Linked DNA regions of Homo sapiens: region 1 is linked to region 2. Evidence: chromatin contacts called from ENCODE Hi-C or POLR2A ChIA-PET data. All regions are on one chromosome and are shown on one strand. Each heading gives the region's core, a stretch centred on a gene start or an enhancer-like site at or near the end of the contact. The rest is flanking DNA. Distances are from core to core; before and after follow the strand shown. Region 1 overlaps DLEU1 (deleted in lymphocytic leukemia 1). Region 2 holds the start of ITM2B (integral membrane protein 2B).

Region 1 (2,732 bases), core at 212-2,711, 2.0 Mb before region 2:
TTCCATTCCTTTCAATGCAGCCACTAGGCCCTGAAATACAGTGCACAGATGGTGTTAGAAAGGACTCAGGCCTTGTGTGACCTTCCTGGTCAGTGATTCTTCCTGGCCCAAGTCCAAGAAAGACCTCCACCCATGACCGTGAAGTGAAAACTTATCTAACTCAGATACTACAACTCCAACCATCTCCAGGTGAAAGTAGTCCTTTGGACCAAGAGACTACAACCTTTCTCATATGTGATATTTTGTAAGGTGCCAATAATAGGCTCAGCAATGGGGACCCCAGGTCTGAACACAAAACTGTGAAAGAAATTATTGAACTCTGAGAATGTCACCTAATAGAGAGACTGCTGTGCTCAGAGTATGAGACATGGGTCCTAATCCCAACTGTACCACTGATTTGTTGTGTGACAACAGGTGAGTTTATCTGTCCACACTCCAGTTTCCTCACCCGTAGAAAGGGATACCCACCCTGCCAACTTTACCCATATATTATGAAGACAAGTTAGCAGATGACTTAGTGCTTAGAAAAGTTAAAGCACTTGGAAATGAAACACATTAGTATGCAGTCTCCTTCCCCATCCCCTTTCTACATCTCATTTTGTGTTTCTCTTGCTGAACCTCTCCAAGAAACCCTCTTAAGCAATGAAAGCAAAGCCTTCTCTTTGAGCATCAATTCTGTAATCCTCCAACTGTATTTGGAAGGGAAACAAATTCTCCACCATGTTAAAGGCCTGTTTGTCCTCCTCTTCCCCCTAACAAAAAGAAAAATTGCAATAACTATCACTATTAATATATATATATCACTATGTTTGTCACTATTAAGCATATATCAAGTAAGTGACTTGCATTGTCTCATTTGATCTCCACAAAAACCCTCTTTGATAAGTATGAGTAGCCCCATTTTACCAATGAGGAGACTGAAAATGAGTTTAAATAATATGCCCCATTCAAACATCCTAGGGACTTCCAAATCCCAGTGGTGGAAGAAGGAATCCCTTCATGTCAGAATTTCGGGCACTCTAGCAAGCCTGAAATCATGTTAATAGCAAGTTAGAGAACTTTAGTTGGAGGATTGGAAGGCTTGCTTTTCTGCATTATCCTTCAAACCTCCCCTCAGGGAGCACCTATGAAAATAAATCAGTTCCAGAGTTCTCACCCAAACTGCTTTCAGGTTAGACAGCCAAGGATTCCAGAACAAAAGTATCCAGTGCAATTTAAAAAGGGGAGAGGCACACAACAGGGAAGCATGTCAAAGTGTGCACAAACAAGCTCGCCCTCCACCACCAGGCGTATTTACAAGTGACCACGTAAATTGTGATTTAACGGTCCAGCATGTGGTATAAAATGTCAGCAACTTTCACAGAGAGAGAAGTCTGGTTTTTACACCCACACAGCACTGTACACTTGACTTGAGCGCCCCGAAAATTCCCCTAAGCATTTTTATCATTACGTATCACTCGTATCACTACACAGTTTAGTCAGCCAAACCATATCCTTTTCCAGCTTTAGATAAATTGCCTTCTGACAAACTGCACACAGACAAAATATCACGAAGTCCCCAAGTTGTAATCTCTACCCTGTTTTTCTACAGAGATGAGTAAGATTTTCCTATTTAGTTTTTTTAAGTACATAAGCAGCAGATGCATGTAATATACGAATATTGTCATTAGTGTGTTTACTCGCTTTCTTGAAATATATCTGAGTTTTATCACTACCTTCGCCCAGATTATGCCACTTGCCACAAGAAAATTACTGCACAAAGACATATTGGTTTAAAAAAAGAGGTGGTCATTTGCCTTTTCTGAACTCTCATTATAATGGATAAAGCTTTAGCTGTACTTTTGGGGAAAATGAACATCATCAAAAAGTGTAAGCCTTGTCATTTTTACCAAATGTCATTTTTACCGCTTTGTCATTTTTACCAAACTTACAGTCAACATTTAAACAAATCTTTTAATATACTGTAGAGAAGCGAACTTTATAAACCATTACAAAATGTTTAATCAGAATTCATTTTAGCCAATCTAGTAAGAGGTCAGCTCAGTTTTCTGTGCTGTAACAAAGCTACGTCTATTTTTAAGAGAATACAGTAACTAATACTTTATTCATCCAGCTAATATTAAACTTATGTTCAATAGCTATTAAGAAACATACTTAAGACTACGACTGCAGGTAGAAAAACACACACACAGTTTCTAAATACCCTGTACTTATTAGAGTTGCTAATCCAAAAAAAGTATTTGTCATGTAAATGAATATACACAGCTCTTTGTCAAGCTAACGAAACTTGTGATAAGTAACACACACACACAAACACACACACACTGGCAAAGCTAGCAACCACTGGCCAAGTAAACCAACAATAGAGCTAAGAACAGCAATAGAAATATCCCCGGACACCTAGTACCTAATAGTGCCCAGTGAATGGTAGAAACTCTGTGTTTGTTCACAAATACTAATGGGTTTTAACCTAATAGAAATGTCTTCGGGAGAATTGTAAATATGTTGGACATCAGAAGTAGGTCAGAGGCATCAATGTTGAACATTTTTCACATCACAGTTTTATTGTTTTAATTTCCTACTTGAAATTAATATACTACTTTTTGAAATTAGTGTTACGCCAGATGCTGAGTTTATTTTCACATCTTAAGTGTATGAGTTTTACTTTCAGTTTTTACCTAACGAGACACATGTCTTGATCAATATACATTAGTTCACGCAGTTGTCTACAA
Region 2 (2,700 bases), core at 114-2,613:
ATTTTCATTCGTCCATATAAAAACTCCCATTATTCATACGTGGCACACCAATTTTTTTAAGTTAAAACTAAATTTACCCTACTGATAATAGGTCTTGAAAAATGCTAACAACAACAAAAAATAAGATAAGCAACATAACTTTACAGTTAATTTCTAATTTTTGCAGCCTAAAAAGGGTCTGGGTAAGAGGCTGTGGGCTTTTTTAACTTATGAGACAATTACACTCATATTTAAGTAAATATGATCGTAACCTACTAAAAGTCAACACAGTAACAGCCCCACTTCATGAATTTTCCTAGGATTAAAGGGAGATTTTGTAAAATAAAGGAGAATTTTATTAGGGACCCGGGGGCAAATTTCTCATGTTTAGTTTCACGCAGCAGGAGTCCTCACAAAGACGCTGATACAATTTAAATGCCAACAATTGGTTTTTCACTAACATCCACATAGTCATTACTGGCCTTTACTAGTAATGGTAAGAGACAGCCCAAACCTACTTCGGGCGGACTGTCCCTTCGTCCCCTCTCCAGGTGAAGTTCACCTGCCACTACCGAAGGGCCGTGGAAAAAGGAGGTAAAGAAACGCTTTTAAAATTAAGACGCTTACAGTTGCTGGACTTAGTCCAAGTGCTGTTCAAGCCTAGAAACGAAAGTGGGAAACAACAGAGGTTTAGGCTTGTAATGATGTCAGCCATTTTAGGTACATTATTTATACTGGGAAGGAAGTGCCAAACTCGGTTGTTGTTGTTGTGCCTGTCGCTGCCGGTCCCCAGATCGAACAAGCCAAGTCCTGGCTGCACGCACGCTCCCCGGACTGCACAAACGACCGGGAATTCGGCACAATTAGCCAATCGTTCCCTCTCCAGGCCTCCCAAGCCCCCGACCCCGCGTCAGGCACCGCTTCCAGCACACGCACTTCCTTACAAAGGAGCTGCGGACCCACAGGAAACGGGAGCGCCGGGCTCTCTCGGGGACTTGTCCCCGCGGCGCGAGCCCCGCGCCCGCCACCTCGGGGCGCACTGCCGCTGCAGTCCGCGCAGCCCTCCCCGGCCGGGCCCAGCACCCGCTTCCTCGACCTCCCCGGGCTCGGACCTTGCAGTCCACCGCGACGGCGTCGGGGGGGATGATGAGCGCCTCCTCGCCGCTCTTGGGCTCGTCCTTCTTGGCCTCCTTCTGGGCCAGAGCGGAGTTGAACGTCACCTTCACCATGGCGCGGCCTGGGGCGCCCTCGAAGGGCGGCGGCGGGCTCGGGGCGCGGGCTGCGGGCTCCCGGCTGCGATTGCAGCCTCTACGGCCGGGCTCCGGGAGCGGCTCCGGGCGGCTGAAGAGGTTCGGGAAGCTCCGCGGCGGCAGAGGCGGCTACTGCGGTAGGGATCTCGCAGCCTCCCAGCTCCCGCGCGAGGGCGGAGACTGCTCGCACATCCCCTGGGAGGCGGGGCGGGGGCGGGGGCGGGGCCAGCGGCCGGGGGTGGGGTGCTGCGCGGGACCCTGCCCTCGCCCCGCAGCTGGGCGCCGGATCCCGGCGCGCCTCGGAGAGGGATGGGTGTCCCTCTGGGCCGCCTGGAATTTCCAGTTCTGAATTCGCTCCCAACCAGGTTACCTCCAGGCCGAGTGCTGCAGGTTTGTAGCGAAATCGAGTGAACTTTCCTGAGTTCGCCGGGTACAAGGGACTAACCTTTGGCAGCACCAGACCGCCGCTTCCCTGTACCCTGTCCCCACCGCGAGCCTAAAGGCCATGGAATTTTTGTGCATCCACATCTTCATTTTCTCACTTATTAGGTAACCGACTCAGTGGAGCACAAACATGTTTAAAGCTCTCTGTCCTTGAGATCTGACTTTATCTTTCACGGACCTCACCCAAGGGCGTTTACCTGGCTCAGACCTGCCTGGTCTTCCTTCCCTCTCTCAGGAGGTCAGGGCCTGTTCTGCCTAGTCCCAGACCAATGTGGAGGAAGCTCTTGGCAGATTTGTATTTCAAACATCTCACACTCGTAAAACGAAATGTTCCACTCTTGTGCGTACTTGGAAAAAAACCACATGCACACTTGGCTGATTTGTGACTCAAAGTACTCGATGACGAGTCCCTTTATTTTTCTGCAAAATGAAAAAATAATTAAGGATAACGCAAAATTCTCATGTTTTGAAGACGTTTCATTTACAACTAATGCGAGGTAGAATACTGGCTCCCGTCGTTACTGCGTTCATTACTGTGTCAACAGACGGCCCCCTTGGACAAATGTGTTATCTTGTATCCTTCCACCCCATTCTGTCCTGGTTCATCCAGAGTTGTGGGTGTGCTCTAGAATGTTACAGCTGTGTCAGCTCTGCCTTGGGCCAACCCTGAAAAAAGTGGGTTCAGTCTGAGATCTTTGGGGATTTGGCCCTGCTCAAGGAGGGAGTTGGGTATTTCCATAGAATGTCAGATCATAAGTCCCAGGGAAACAGCCCAAGATCTCCAAATCCTTCTGTTCATGTATTTCAGAAGCATCCTGGGCTGAGATAGAAACCCAGGCCAGACTTTGAGTTTGCTTTGGGTATTCAGAAATTCCTGTCAAAATGAAATCTGCTCAACCAAGAGGAGGATGAGTTAGGTTCCAGTTCTGGTGAGTTTTAACAGTAGCTAACCATACTTGCAGCAACTTATTTAAACTCCTGGGTCGCCCTTGTGCAGGCATCGGCTCTGTGAGGTTGACTCTATGGA

What was found. Hi-C counts contacts between places; a loop is a spot of excess contacts on that map. ChIA-PET counts read pairs that join two places held with the same protein, here RNA polymerase II (POLR2A). Pooled maps may share reads with other maps.
Region 1: a pooled map shows a loop between it and region 2 (2.2-fold over the local background). The contact joins the enhancer-like site here to the promoter of ITM2B in region 2. A Hi-C loop is called at or near these places in 1 of 168 maps with a recorded cell type or tissue (GM12878) and 2 of 50 pooled maps. POLR2A ChIA-PET finds 5 or more read pairs at or near these places in 1 of 52 experiments (activated naive CD4-positive, alpha-beta T cell).

Annotation. Positions count from the first base shown.
Region 1 is chr13:50,235,805-50,238,536 of GRCh38, reverse strand. All of the region lies in intron 2 of DLEU1 (deleted in lymphocytic leukemia 1), which reads right to left. LOC124900337 (a long non-coding RNA gene) reads right to left here. Exons shown (of 2, transcript XR_007063796.1): 2 at 1-2,732. Among named protein-coding and RNA genes, the nearest start is that of DLEU2, 110 kb to the right of the region's middle. Within about 2 kb of position 1,461, at least 4 of the 41 ENCODE cell types and tissues checked have a DNase peak (open chromatin) inside an H3K27ac peak, as active enhancers do.
Region 2 is chr13:48,231,869-48,234,568 of GRCh38, reverse strand. It overlaps ITM2B (integral membrane protein 2B), which reads right to left and starts at 1,363. Exons shown (of 6, transcript NM_021999.5): 1 at 1,092-1,363. The coding sequence starts at 1,208. RefSeq lists an enhancer at 155-852 and silencers at 908-1,117, 1,128-1,487.